Linked DNA regions of Homo sapiens: region 1 is linked to region 2. Evidence: chromatin contacts called from ENCODE Hi-C or POLR2A ChIA-PET data. All regions are on one chromosome and are shown on one strand. The core of a region is the stretch at or near the end of the contact, and the rest is flanking DNA. Distances in the headings are between cores, read along the strand shown.

Evidence for each region. A loop is a pair of places that touch in the nucleus more often than their neighbours do. ChIA-PET counts read pairs that join two places held with the same protein, here RNA polymerase II (POLR2A). Pooled maps may share reads with other maps.
Region 1: a loop to region 2 is called in a pooled map, with 2.1 times the contacts of the local background. The contact joins two enhancer-like sites. A Hi-C loop is called at or near these places in 4 of 168 maps with a recorded cell type or tissue (Caco-2, HepG2, PC-3 and 1 more) and 4 of 50 pooled maps. POLR2A ChIA-PET finds 5 or more read pairs at or near these places in 1 of 52 experiments (PC-9).

The regions. Positions count from the first base shown.
Region 1 is chr7:117,106,552-117,113,504 of GRCh38, forward strand. The region is part of intron 2 of ST7 (suppression of tumorigenicity 7); the gene reads left to right. ST7-AS2 (ST7 antisense RNA 2) reads right to left here. Exons shown (of 5, transcript NR_109981.1): 5 at 5,741-6,116. Among named protein-coding and RNA genes, the nearest start is that of ST7-AS2, 36 kb to the right of the region's middle. RefSeq lists enhancers at 3,957-4,036, 4,077-4,296. Within about 2 kb of position 4,225, at least 4 of the 41 ENCODE cell types and tissues checked have a DNase peak (open chromatin) inside an H3K27ac peak, as active enhancers do.
Region 2 is chr7:116,799,218-116,805,948 of GRCh38, forward strand. No RefSeq gene overlaps it. Among named protein-coding and RNA genes, the nearest start is that of CAPZA2, 60 kb to the right of the region's middle. Within about 2 kb of position 3,699, at least 11 of the 41 ENCODE cell types and tissues checked have a DNase peak (open chromatin) inside an H3K27ac peak, as active enhancers do.

The DNA of each region.
Region 1 (6,953 bases), core at 2,975-5,474, 310 kb after region 2:
CTTTTATCCCTCACCCTCTTCCCACTCTTTCCTCCTCTGAGTCTTCAAAGTTCATTGTATCATTCTTTTTTTTTTTTTTTTTTTTTTGAGTTGGAGTCTTGCTCTGTTGCCCAGGCTGGAGTGCAGTGGTGCTTTCTCGGCTCACTGCAATCTCTGTCTCCCGGGTTCACACCATTCTCCTGCCTTAGCCTCCTGAATAGCTGGGACTACAGGCGCCCGCCACCATGCCCGGCTAATTTTTTGTATTTTTAGTAGAGACGGGGTTTCACCGTGTTAGCCAGGATGGTCTCGATCTCCTGACCTCATGATCCACCTGCCTCGGCCTCCCAAAGTGCTGGGATTACAGGCGTGAGCCACTGTGCCTGGCCCATTGTATCATTCTTAATGCCTTTGCGTCCTCATAGTTTAGCTCCCACTTATGAGTGAGAACATACTTTTGGCTTTCCATTCCTGAGTTACTTCACTTAGAATAATGATGTCCAATTCCATCCAGATTGCTGCAAATACCATTATTTCATTCCTTTTTATGGTGGAGTAGTATTCCATGGTGTGTGTGTATGTGTATATATATATATATGTATACATACACACACACCACATTTTCTTTATCCACTTATTGATGAGCATTTGGACTGGTTCCATATTTTTGCTATTGCAAATTGTGCTGCTATAAACATGCGTGTACAAGTATCTTTTTTGTATAGTGACTTCTTTGCCTCTGGGTAGGTACCTGGTAGTGGGATTGCTGGATCCAATGGTAGATGTACTTTTAGTTCTTTAAGGAATCTCCAGTGTTTTCCATAGTGGTTGTACTAGTTTACATTCCCACCAGCAGTGTAAAAGTATTCCCTTTTCACCACATCCATACCCATATCTATTATTTTTTTACTTTTTATTATGGTCATTCTTGCAGGGGTGAAGTGGTGCTGCATTGTGGTTTTGATTTGCATTTCCCTGATCATTAGTGATGTTGAGCATTTTTTTCATGTTTATTGGCCATTCGTATATCTTCTTTTGAGAATTATCTATTATTCATGTCCTTAGCCCACTTCTTTTTTTTTTTTTTTTTTTTTTTTTTGAGACAGAATTTTCACTCTTGTTGCCCAGGCTGGAGTGCAATGGCACAATCTCGGCTCACTGCAACCTCTGCCTCCTGGGTTCAAGCAATTCTCCTGCCTCTGCCTCCCAAGTAGCTGGGATTACAGGCATGTGCCACCATGCCTGGCTAATTTTTTGTGTTTGTTAGAGACAGGGTTTCACCATGTTGGCCAGGCTGGTCTGGCCAACTTCTGACCTCAGGTGACCCACCTGCCTCGGCCTCCCAAAGTTCTGGGATTGTAGACGTCAGCCACTGCACCCGGCCCTTAGCCCACTTTTTGAAGGGATTTTTTTCTTTCTTGCTGATTTATTTGAAATCCTTGTAGATTCAGGATATTAGTCCTTTGTCAGATGTGTAGATTATGAAGATTTTCTGCCACTCTGTGGGGTGTCTGTTAATTCTGCTGATTATTTCTTTTGCTGTGCAGAAGCTTTTTAGTTTAATTAAGTCCCATCTATTTATCTTTTTTTTTGTTGCACTTGCTTTTGGGTTCTTGTTCATGAAGTCTTTGCCTAAGCCAATGTCTAGAAGGGTTTTTCCAATGTTATCTTCTAGAACTTTTATGGTATCAGGTCTTAGATTTAAGTCTTTGATTCATCTTGAGGTGATTTTTGTATAAGGTGAGCGATGAGGATCTAGTTTCATTCTTACTCATGTGACTTGCCAATTATCCCAGCACCATTTGTTGAATAGGGTGTCTTTTCCACACTTTATATTTTTGCTGTGCTTTGTCCAAGATCAGTCGACTGTAAGTATTTGGCTTTATTTCTGGGTTCTTCATTCTGTTTCATAGGTCTATATGCCTGTTTTTATACTAGTACCAAGCTGTTTTGGTGACTGTGGCCTTATAGTATAGTTTGAAGTCAGGTAATGTGAATCTCCAGATTTGTTCTTTTTGCTTAGTTTTGCTTTGGCTATGCAGGCTCTTTTTAGGTTCCATATGAATTTTTTGGTTGTTTTTTTCTAGTTCTGTGAATAATGATGGTGGTATTTTGATGGGAATTGCATTGAATTTGTAGATTGCTTTCGGCAGTATGGTCATTTTCTCAATGTTGATTCTACCCATCCATGAGCATGGGATGTGTTTCCATTTGTTTGTGTTATCTGTGATTTCTTTCAGCAGTGTTTTGTAGTTTTCCTTGTAGAGGTTTTTCACCTCCTTGGTTAAGTGTATTCCTAAGTATTTTTTTATTTTTTTATTTTTACAGCTACTGTAAAAGTGGTTGAGTTCTTCATTTGCTTCTCAGCTTGGTCGCTGTTGGTGTATAGCAGGGCTACTAATTTGCGTACATTAATTTTGTATCCTAAAACTTTGCTGAATTCATTTACCACTCCTGGGAGCTTTTTGGATGAGTCTTTAGGGTTTTCTAGGTATATGATCATGTCATCAGCAAACACTTGACAGTTTGACTTCCTCTTTACCGATTTGAATGCCCTTTATTTCTTTCTCTTGTCTGATTGCTGTGGCTAGGATTTCCAGTACTATGTTGAATAGAAGTGGTGAAAGTGGGCATCCTTGTCCTGTTCTCAGGGTAAATGCTTTCAACTTTTCCTCGTTCAGTATAATGTTGGCTGGGGGTTTGTCAGAGATGGCTTTTATTACCTTAAGTATGTCCCTTCTATGCCAATTCTTTTGAAGAGATGAATAAAATTGATAGACCATTGGTGAGATTAAGCAAGAGAAGAAGAGAGAAGATCCAAATAAGCTCAATTAGAAACGAAATAGGAGATATTACAACTGATACCACAGAAATACAAAAGATAATTCAAGGCTACTTTGAACCCCTTTACACACATAAACTAGAAAACCTAGAAGAGATGGATGAATTCCTGGAAATATACAACCATCCTAAATTAAACTAGGAAGAAATTGAAAGTCTGAACAGATTGAAATGGTAATTAAAAAGTTACCAACAAAAAAAAGTCCAGGACCAGATAGACTCACAGCTGAATTCTATCAGACATTCAAAGAAGAATTGGTACCAATCCTATTGACCCTATTCCAAAAAATAAAGAAGGAATCCTCCCTAAATTATTCTGTGAAGCCAGTATCACCCTAATGCCCAAACCAGGAAACAATATAACAAAAAAATAAAACTACAGATCAATATCTCTGATGAACGTAGATACAAAAATTCTCAGTAAAATATTAGCTAACTGAATCCAACAGCATGTCCAAAAAGATAATTCACCATGAACAAGTGGGTTTCATACCAGGGATGCAGGGATGGTTTAACATATGCAAGTAAATAAATGTGATACACCATATAAACAGAATTAAAAATGAAAATCACATGATCATTTCAATAGATGCAGAAAAAACATTTGACAAAATCCAGCACCCCTTTATGATTAAAAACCTACCTTAATATTCCTAAATAGAGGCAACTTCAGACTGGGAAAATGCTTGGTAAATTCTTACTAAATATATGCCCCAAACATGGCAATCTTTTAGCATATATGTTTTGTGGGAGGGAGAAGGGAAGGCATTACAAGTCTCCCTCTGATGATTATCATTTACATTTACAATAGTATTTTAACATTTTCATTCAAAACATCTTGGAAATATTTTTAAGTAAGCAAATAGAAAAAAAGAACTTTTCTGGATACAATTTCATACTGAAACCAGTAATTCACTCTGATGCTGAAAGGTAGGCTTTTGTCTTTTGTTTATACATTCCTCCTCTCAGAGGAGGGTCACTGAAGACTGTTACCTACTTAGATGATGCCAGGCACTGATCTAAAGCACTTTGCATGCTAACTCATTTACTCTTCCCCACCGTACAACAGGGTCATTGCTAATGGTTGTTTCCTTTTTACTTACAGGTAGGCTCAATAGGTAGAATAGGCCAGTTAGTAACCTGCCTTCAGTCACACAGCTAGCAATGGAGGAGCAGGGTTGGAACCCAGGCCATCTTGTGCAGGCAGCCTGCACTCTGTCACTCATTTCACTGCCTCTGTGGTCAGCTGTTTTTCTAGCCTGCTGTACAAATGGTAGGTCTGGACTTTATTCTAGCAGTAGCGTGGTGTAGATTCACAGGCTATAAATTAATTACCTCCGTGTGGGTTGTTTCCTTTCACTCTGGTGAGCTAGGCCTAATGGTTGTTTTCCTTTTTAACTCAAAGATGGGGAAGCCCCAACAGCAATAAAGGGATTTCCCTAGAGCCTGGCTGCCTTTGCAGATCTGGGCTGGTGAGGTTTTCTGTGCCCCTGCTGAACCGGATGATCATTGCTGGGCTATCTTATGGTACATTTGTCTTGCAGCATTCTCAGGAAGCAGAGGATGCTTCCGACTGATAGGAAACTTTGAGCAAAGGAAAACCTCTCCTGTAGGAACATTTTGAAAGGTCTCTCTCAAAATGCTGGTCTGTAGTGAGAGCTAAATAACTACAGTGTGTACAGCTTTAGGCTCCTGCTTTAGAGCTTGTTGACATGCCTAGCCTTTAGGGACTCAGCTTTGCCAGGCCTCGAAATGAACCCAGGGTAAGGTTTCTATTCAGCCACTATCCTTTTCTGCTGAGTGCATTTCAGGGAGAGGCAGCATTGAGGTAAAGGATCAGGTGCTCTGCAAAATAGTTGTGTGCATGGAAATGCTTAGCAGTTTGCTTCCTGGCCCCAGGGAGATAATTACCTAACTGCTCTCACCTAAGCAATGTCCTAGGAGCCTGCCATGGACATTTAAAGTACACGGCTGACCCTGGGGAAATTGATTATTTGGGGGCCTCAGGATTTCTATGCTGGAGACTAAAATTATCAAATTAAATTTGATTTCTTTGGAAGAGAGAGCTAAAAACAAAGAAAAACCCTGATGTTTCCTCTGTAAAGAAAAAGTCAATTAACTGAACAGATATACAATGTACTTAAAAATAAACAGGTGTATATTTTATTAGATATCCCTAATACTTCTTAGTTCACAAGGTGAAAGCTAGCAATGACTTTGTTATACCATCTAGCTCACTCTTCCCTTTTAGTTCCTATGCCTATACCCATCCATCCAGCTTTTTCCCTTGCTTAATTTCAAGATACCCCTCTGCCTGCTTGGCACAAGCCTTCCCATCCCAGTCCAGTTCCATCCACAAGAACTGCACCTGTCATCACAGTCCAGACCTGCCAAGTTAGTCTTATCTGCTAGCAAAGACATGCCCAGCCTCTGCAGGGAGTGTTTATTATAGTGGAGAAAATCTCTGGATTTTGCTTCGCTTTTGAGAGTGGTAAGGTGGATATGTGCAGAAAATGCTCCCCTTAATTATCTCAAAATGTTGATAGAATGCATACAATTCTGTATGTTGCATTGACATTTATACATAGATTCCTATATCCCTATTAAAATGTGTGTGTATGTATTTCATTGGATATAGGGATCAATACACATTTTAATAGGATACAGGATATGTATATTTGTGTATATGTATATAGATATACATATATGTACATATATATGCATGTGTGTGTGTGTGTATATATATATATAACAGAGGTATTTTTAAGAGGCATCCAGAGCATAATTTTTAGAAGTCAGAATCAAGAACAGGAAATGGAGAAAATCAGAATGGTAAATAAAATAATTAATTCATGGATTAAATGTAAAAGAAGTGTGTTTTTGGGAAAGTGGTAGCAGATGACGATTGAATAGGAATGAGTTATAACAAAAGATCTATTTATTGAGTTACCACTCCATGCCAGGTGTACTATATTAAGCACTTTGCATATATTATTTCATTTAGTTCTGATTGAAATTCTGAGTGGTGGGTATGACCAGTGTCTTTATATTGCTAAGTAAAAACAGACACAAAGTTTAAATAATTTGGCCAAGGTTATATAGCAGTTAAATCATGAGATTTGAACCCAGATCTCTCTGACCTTGCCTTCCATCACCTCTTATTCAAAAGTAAAGGAGCGGAGTTGAAGATTGCTATGTCTCCTTTCATTCCTTTTTCATCCATCTCAAGAAGTTGAACAGCACTCAGGTAGCACTTTAATTGATAGCCATATGGATCACCCAAAATAATGGTGATTCTGGAACGAAGAGTGGAAAAAGACACAGGGAAACTTGATTAGAAGGGCTCTTGGGGGATTGGGGTGGGAAGCAGCCCATAAATGTCAAGCTGTGTCATCTCTGAAGCACCTTGTCTCTTGACTCTAGAATAAAGAATGAGAGAGATGCTGTGAGGGCCAGATGGCTGGGGAGCCTGCAGACAATGAGAGGAAATAGGCTCATTTAACCTTGTCAAATTACAGCTTCTTGTGTTCACCACGGAAGTAAATGATCTTCTGCAGGGGACCCCGTGTCAGGCAAAGAAAGTAGATTGATACCTCTCGTGGACTGATTGTGGATTTCAGCATTTGGGTAGAACAGATTAATGATAAGATATGGCAGAAGTGAAGAAGGTGAATGAGCTAATGGCGGATAAAGGGACAAAACTGCCATTTTGGCTTTTTCAGCTTGCATTTCAGCACAAATTGAGAGACTTGAAAGTCATATAGTTGCAGTGCTGAGGCAGGAATGCTCAGAAGCAATCCACTTTAAATCAGTAAAGACCTAAGGACTAGGCATTCAGAAAACTTGTGACTTACCTACGAAACTTTGCTAGGTAAGGATGGAGTGAAGACTAGAATTTAAATTTCCACCACTCTGCCCTAGCATCTTTCTGCCTCTCATAAGGTTTGCCTGGGAAGGTGGATAGCAGCAGGGTGTAGCGGTTGATATTTTCATTTTAACAGACACACAGAAGTGGGTCAGGTAGATAAGAAGGAGAGAGTGGGGAGAGGGAAAGAGAAAAGAAAAAGGAAAAGAAAGAGAGAAGAGGAAGACTGCAACCTTCTTTGGAGGAAACATTTTTTCTTTTTCTAATT
Region 2 (6,731 bases), core at 2,449-4,948:
ATTTATTTTTGAGACAGGGTCCCACTCTGGCCCCCCCAGCTGGAGTGCAGTGGCATGATCTTGGCTCACTGCAACCTCCACCTCCTGGGTTCAAGCCATTCTCCTGCCTCAGCCTCCTGAGTAGCTGGAATTACAGGCACACGCCATCACGCCCAGCTGATTTTTGTATTTTAGTAGAGACGGGGTCTCGCCATGTTGGCCAGGCTGGTCTCAAACTCCTGGCCTCAAGTGATCCACCTGCCTCAGCCTCCCAAAGTGCTGGGATTACAGGCGTGAGCCACCACACCCAGCCTACTTTAAACCACCATGGACAGAGTTATTGCCTATGTAGCTCCCATGATGTTTGGAGAACACTAATATGGAGAATGCAGACTTTTCTGGGGAAAGAGAAATAGAAAGATAGACCTTTAAGAAGTTTGGCTTGGTGCTACGCATTTTTAATTATCACAGGGTTTTCGCTTCACGATATAAGCATCAATTATATTTTTGCTCGCTGACCTACACAGTGGATTCCATCTTTAAAGAAATAGGGAGAAGGGATATATAACGCGTAGAAATACATCAAATGCTTGAATGCTGACATCTGGCATTGTTAATCTACCTGATTTAGTTCAGAAAATGAGTTAGCATTATATAAAAGAAATTGATTAGTATTTTATTTAACTCAACGAATATTTATCAAGCACCTATATATGTCAGACACTGCTAGGTAATGGGGATATAAAAATAAACAGTCCCTCTCACCCCAAGGAATTTGATGAAACAGACAAAATTACATAATTAATGAATATTAAAAATTATTCATTTCTTAGATTTGTGAGTTGTCTTGAAGAGACACCACAGTTTAAACATACACAAAGTGCAGGCTCCTGGGCAACAGACCAAGCCCTAACTCAGATTGGGCAACATATTGGACTTCTCTAAACCTGTGTTCTCATCTGTCAAATACATTAATCATGGTTACCCCCACAAAGTTGTTTGAGGACTTTAAAAAAAAGTGTATAAAGGCACCTGGCACACCATAGTTGTTCAATAATCATAATATCATTATTATCTTTAGTCTTAGACAATAAAAGCCCATGTATAGGTAGCCTTAGTTGGCTAAAGGGAAATGAGGCTTGGAGGGGCATTACAGATGTTTAAATCCAAATTCTTACCCCATTCTTTTTGTTTTTGTTTTTTGTTTGTTTTTTGGTTTTTGTTGTTGTTTGTTTTGTTTTGTTTTTGAGACAGAGTCTCACTCTGTTGCCCAGGCTGGAGTGCAGTGGCATGATCTTTGCTCACTGCAACCTCCACCTCCTGGGTTCAAGCGATTCTCCTGCCTCAGCCTCCTGAGTAGCTGGGATTAGAGGTGTCCACCACCACAACAGCTAATTTTTGTATTTTTAGTAGAAACGGGGTTTCACCATGTTGGCCAGGCTGGTCTTGAACTCCTGACCTCAGGGGATCTGCCCGCCTCAGGCTCCCAAAGTTCTGAGATTACAGGCATGAGCCACCATGCCCAGCCAACTTCTTACCCCATTCTTCACCTCACACCTGCTTTATATACAGTAGAAACAGCTGTGATTCTGCCTCATCCTGCATATGACAGTGAGGGTGAGAGAGGAGAAAGGTGACAAGACAGTGGCACTGGCAAGAGAACTCCCTCACTTCTTTCTCTACACTCCCCACTATCACTTTAATTACTTCTCCTGTGACAGATTCCTTTTTTCTGTTTTAGCCTTTAGACCTGGAATACACAACAGACATGGAAGAGAACATTCTGTCTAAATGACAGGCATGTTGCATGAAGGTGCAAGAATAAGAGCCATAGTCTTCAGTATTGGTGTCTAGAAATTATTATTGTTCCTCATTTTTGCTCAAATGTTAATAGATGGTTAATGATCATTCAGGTTGAAGAAAAAGTAAACTAAGTACAGTATTGTTTTAGTTATGTGCTATGTGTTTGAAGATGAGGAATACATGACTAGACACACATAGCAAGTTACACAGGCACACATGACTCACTGTTGTAGCACTTCAGACAGTTTCAAGACACAGAGAGGTATGCAGACGTTATGCCCCAAAGGAAGAAATGCTTATTGCTGTTTTTCTTTTTCATATTTGAGGGGTTCTTTCAGGACTATCTCAATTCCTTATCTATCAAAGAATTGGAAAGAACTTCAGTCATAAACCAATGAAATATTTCAGTTGGTGAATTGAAGGTAATAAAATGGATGCTTGCCCAAACTGTCCTTTGTTGTAAATTATTCCAGAGAACTAGATTACGTCAGCCAAAGATATTGATCACAATGCTGAGAGGTTTATAACTACTATTAACTTACCATGTGACCCCAGGGCAGAAATCTAGGAAAATTGCAAAAGCATATCTACTGTAATGAAAAGCCCATCATTAATAGGACTTACTATCTTGTCATCCAACTAGTACTATGTTGGCTTCAAGGCAAATATTTAACAAACATTTGAAACAGAAAGCACTTCTGTCTTCTCCCTTTTATCTTCCATTGATGTTCCCGAGCTATTCTGATGAATGTGTTTTTGTTCTTATCAATAAAACATGTAGGTTAAAATAAGTGAATATATTTATAATTATTAGCCTATATAAATTAGCATCCAAATATTGAAATAGCTCCTACTCCTTTATTATTACTATCATTATTTTAATAAGGAGTTAGCTCCTCATGTAGACCAGTTTAGAATACGGCTCAAGTCCAATTCTCCTGCGTAGTTAAACCCTACCTGGTTAAGCATTCTGAAAACTAGTTACTCTTTTTTTTTTCTTTTTTTGAGATGGAGTCTCTCTCTGTCACCCAGGCTGGAGTGCAGTGGTTCAATCTCGGCTCACTGCAACCACCACCTCCTGGGTTCAAGTGATTCTCCTGCCTCAACCTCCCAAGTAGCTGGAATTACAGGCATGCATCACCACACCCAGCTAATTTTTGTATTTTCAGTAGAGATGGGATTTCGCCATGTTGGCCAGGCTGATCTCCAGTTCCTGGCCTCAAATGATTGCCACCTCAGCCTTCCAAAGTGCTGGGATTACAGGTGTGAGCCACCACACCCGGTGGAAAACGAGGTACTCTTAGAGAAGCAATTCTGAGATGAAAATGGCCATATTTAGAATGCATAAACAGACATCTCTGATTTAAATTAACTACTAATTTAACGTTATTTTTGAAGCACTGGGCCCAAATTACAATGAGAATTAATTCTTATTCCTTTCTTGAAAAGAAGCCCTTTGTCTTTGTGCATTCAATTTTTCACTGTCACATGAGTACATTCTTTTCACCGCATGAGTCCCAGGCTGGCAGAAACATCCACTAATCCTTAGACCTCTTGGCTGGAACGACAAAAATGCATAAAATCTTACCAGGCCAAAAGAGATCAACTTTAAAAATCTTTGGCATCCAAACATGTCAGAACTGTTTTTCGCTGGTTCTGCAAACCATTTGTGTTCTTCATTTATGGTCCAGGGGATCTGTAATGTCAGTTCCTACTTTTATTGGGCAGCCTGGAATTTTTAAGCACCATATTTCCTTTACCTTTCTTGGTGGTTTATAATTTTCACCGCTGTTTTTACGAGTTTTCTTCTCTATGTCTCTAAGCCTAAGTGTGGAGATGTGGTAATAGACAGCCTGCTCTTTGCCAATCAAAGCCCTTACTTTGACGTTGGCCACTTTGTTCCTGTGACATCTGCTCTTTCCATTATAGACAAACTGGGGCTTTCCTTCTGCAGAACTGTGACTAAACAACCACCATATTCATCAGTGGCAACAATTCTTGTAAACAAGAAACGCTGAATACAAAGGCTTTGTGAAATCCTGCCCCCAAGAGGCCACATGTCTAAAGTCAGTCACGTGGTCCTCAGAAATGATTTTAGAAGTCTCAGTAAAGAAAAATTACAGAGACACTCAAATATCCTAGTGTGATACTGCTGTAAAACTTCTTCTAATTTTTTGTTAAGCTGTGAGAAAGGGCCTATGGAAACACCTGGATGAAGCAGCAAATCACTGTCCCAAAGTCACTAAAAATCATATTTCAGAAAGGAAATATCTAGCGTTAAAACAACATAGATGCATTTTTGAAAACAAATTGAATTGAGAAAAATAATAATGATAACAATAATGATCTAATCCCAGGACATGTCACAGGAATTAATGACTGACTAAAAGCTAATGGTCTAAGGTAATGCTCTCAGGAATTAGTCTTGCTTATTGAACTGCTATTGTTTTAGTAAACGAATGCTTAAACTGACAGAAAGTAAAAAATCAGGGCTGCCATTATGGAGCCTGGTTGATTCAAAGTGGGGCAGGGGGAGAAGCTAAAGCAAAAAAAAAAAAAATGCATCATTTGATCATTTGCTGTTCTTACTCAATTTTTTAAGTTCGTTTGTCGTTCACAAATTATAGATTCTTTATCATTTTTTTCTTTCATGTATCTGTATGTACTTTTACTTTTGTACTTTAAGGATGTGTTTACTTATGCATTGTTTTATTGACAGAGAAGTAATCTGATAATAAAAATGCAACTCCCTCTAGTGTAGGCATATCAAAGATCTAACATTCTGTTTGCCTAGAATCGTTTTATTTTAAATACTCTGATCTGAAGAAAATGTGGATCCTCGGCCGGGCGCAGTGGTTCACGCCTGTAATCCCAGCACTTTGGGAGGCCGAGGTGGGTGGATCACCTGAGGTCAGGAGTTTGAGACCAGCCTGGCCAACATGGTGAAACCCTGTCTCCTACTAAAAATACAAACATTGGCTGGGCGTGGTGGCGGGTGCCTGTCTGTAATCCTAGCTACTCAGGAGGCTGAGGCACGAGAATCGCTTGAACCCCGGAGGCAGAGGTTGCAGTGAGCCGAGATTGCACCGCTGCACTCCAGCTCGGGCAACAGAGTGAGACTTTGTCTCAAAACAAAAAAAACAAAACAAAAAAAAAGAAGTGGATCTTCCATGTGGGCTTTAGAATAGTGCCTCAAAATTATACTTCACTTAGAACTTATTACTCAACATCTTATTTCAAGAGTATTCTAACAGCTGACTTCTTGATTCTACCTTTCCGTATTGCCTCTTCCTTATAACCCCAAAACAGCTACCAAAATTATATATCTGATCACTTCACTTTCCTGCTTAAAAACCTATGCCCATTCCTAGATGTTCTCTGTGCAGATCCTTTGTTGTTTCATTTTGTTTATTTTTATTATAAAATATATTTTTGAGGAAAAAATTTTAAATTGGACAAAAAGATATAAAGTGAACAGGAAATATCCTCCGACCACTTTCTCTCCCCCTCCATCCTCACTCCCCATGGGTAGCTAATATTAATGCACTTTTTCAGAAATGTTCCACTCTGCATCAGTGGAACTGAACTAAACCAGACACTTTAGTACATCCTTCAATAACCTTTGTCTTATTGACCGAACTATGACTCGGCACACCCTTCCCCAGTCAAGAATATTGTTCTTCTACCTCTGTGACTTTGAACTCTCAACAGAAATATCCCCCTTTGGGGTATGAGCCATATAAACAGGGCTAGACCAAGCTCTGTGAACTACCCCCTCCCCCACTGACTTATAATTTGATATTGCTTCAAACCAGTATCCTTTACCTTTGTTTTGCTCAACTTTTATTTAAATGGAGAGGAGATTAAAATGATTTTCTCTTAATAAAAAATTAAAGAAAGAGATTCACTTGTTTCTATTTGCCAAAGCAGAATAAATATATTTTTAATCAACAAAATAGTATGCTTTTCTAAAATTCTAGTTCTGTTTTTCAATGGAAATTTGCAGTGAAAGTTTCCAGATGCTTGGAAGTTATAAAGAGTTTTAAACTTAGGTAATAAAAATAAATCACCCATTTATGATAAGCAGCACTCTGTGAAAGATTATTTCAGAATCTCAGCTGACTGACAACTTTTAGGAGACTGAACTGTACTTAAGTGTGGCAAACATGCATCATAGAGATGGGTTGTTTACTGTAGCAAGTTACTTGCCTTCGGTCCAACTGTCCTTTTGGCAGAAGCACACCAATCTAATTTTGCCTGTTACATAAAGAGCCACATGTGGAAACCTGAGTCGCCTGACATCATGTTACTGACTTAATCCAGTCATAATTCAGCGCCCAGAGAGCGGCTGGCAGGCCCACCCACCCCCCACTCTCACTCTCGATGTATTCATGATAGCACAGAGGTTAGCTGGACACACTTGGGAATCAGATATGCTAGGTCAGACTCATTTCCACCACTTATCAGTAGTGCGATTTTGGACCAATTGCGTAACCCTCCTAAGCCTCAGTTTCTGAATCCATAAAGTAGAAATACTAACAGTGGCTTCCTCATAAGATTGTGCAAAGATTGAATGAGACAATGTGTGCAAAGCTCTCAAAGGGTGGCAGTCATTATTGCCGGAGACCTTGATTTTACTTTTTAAATTTTTATTCAAGACTCTAGAATAAAATTACCTCCACAGATGTCCAAAGTTTGGCACAGTTCAGAAAAGTCTGAAGGTAAAAATCATGAAAACAGACATTGATTTTCTTCATCCTTTTTGGTAGTATCAACCTAATAGAAACTGGACCAGGGTCCTGATCCAGTCTGACTTTACTGCCTATGTGACCTTCCACATTACTTAAAAGTTGTGCTTTTCTTGTCTATAAAAAATTAAGATTATACCTCACAGCATTGATTGTAAATATTAAATTGTGTAAGATTTTACACAAGTACAAGGTGTTATT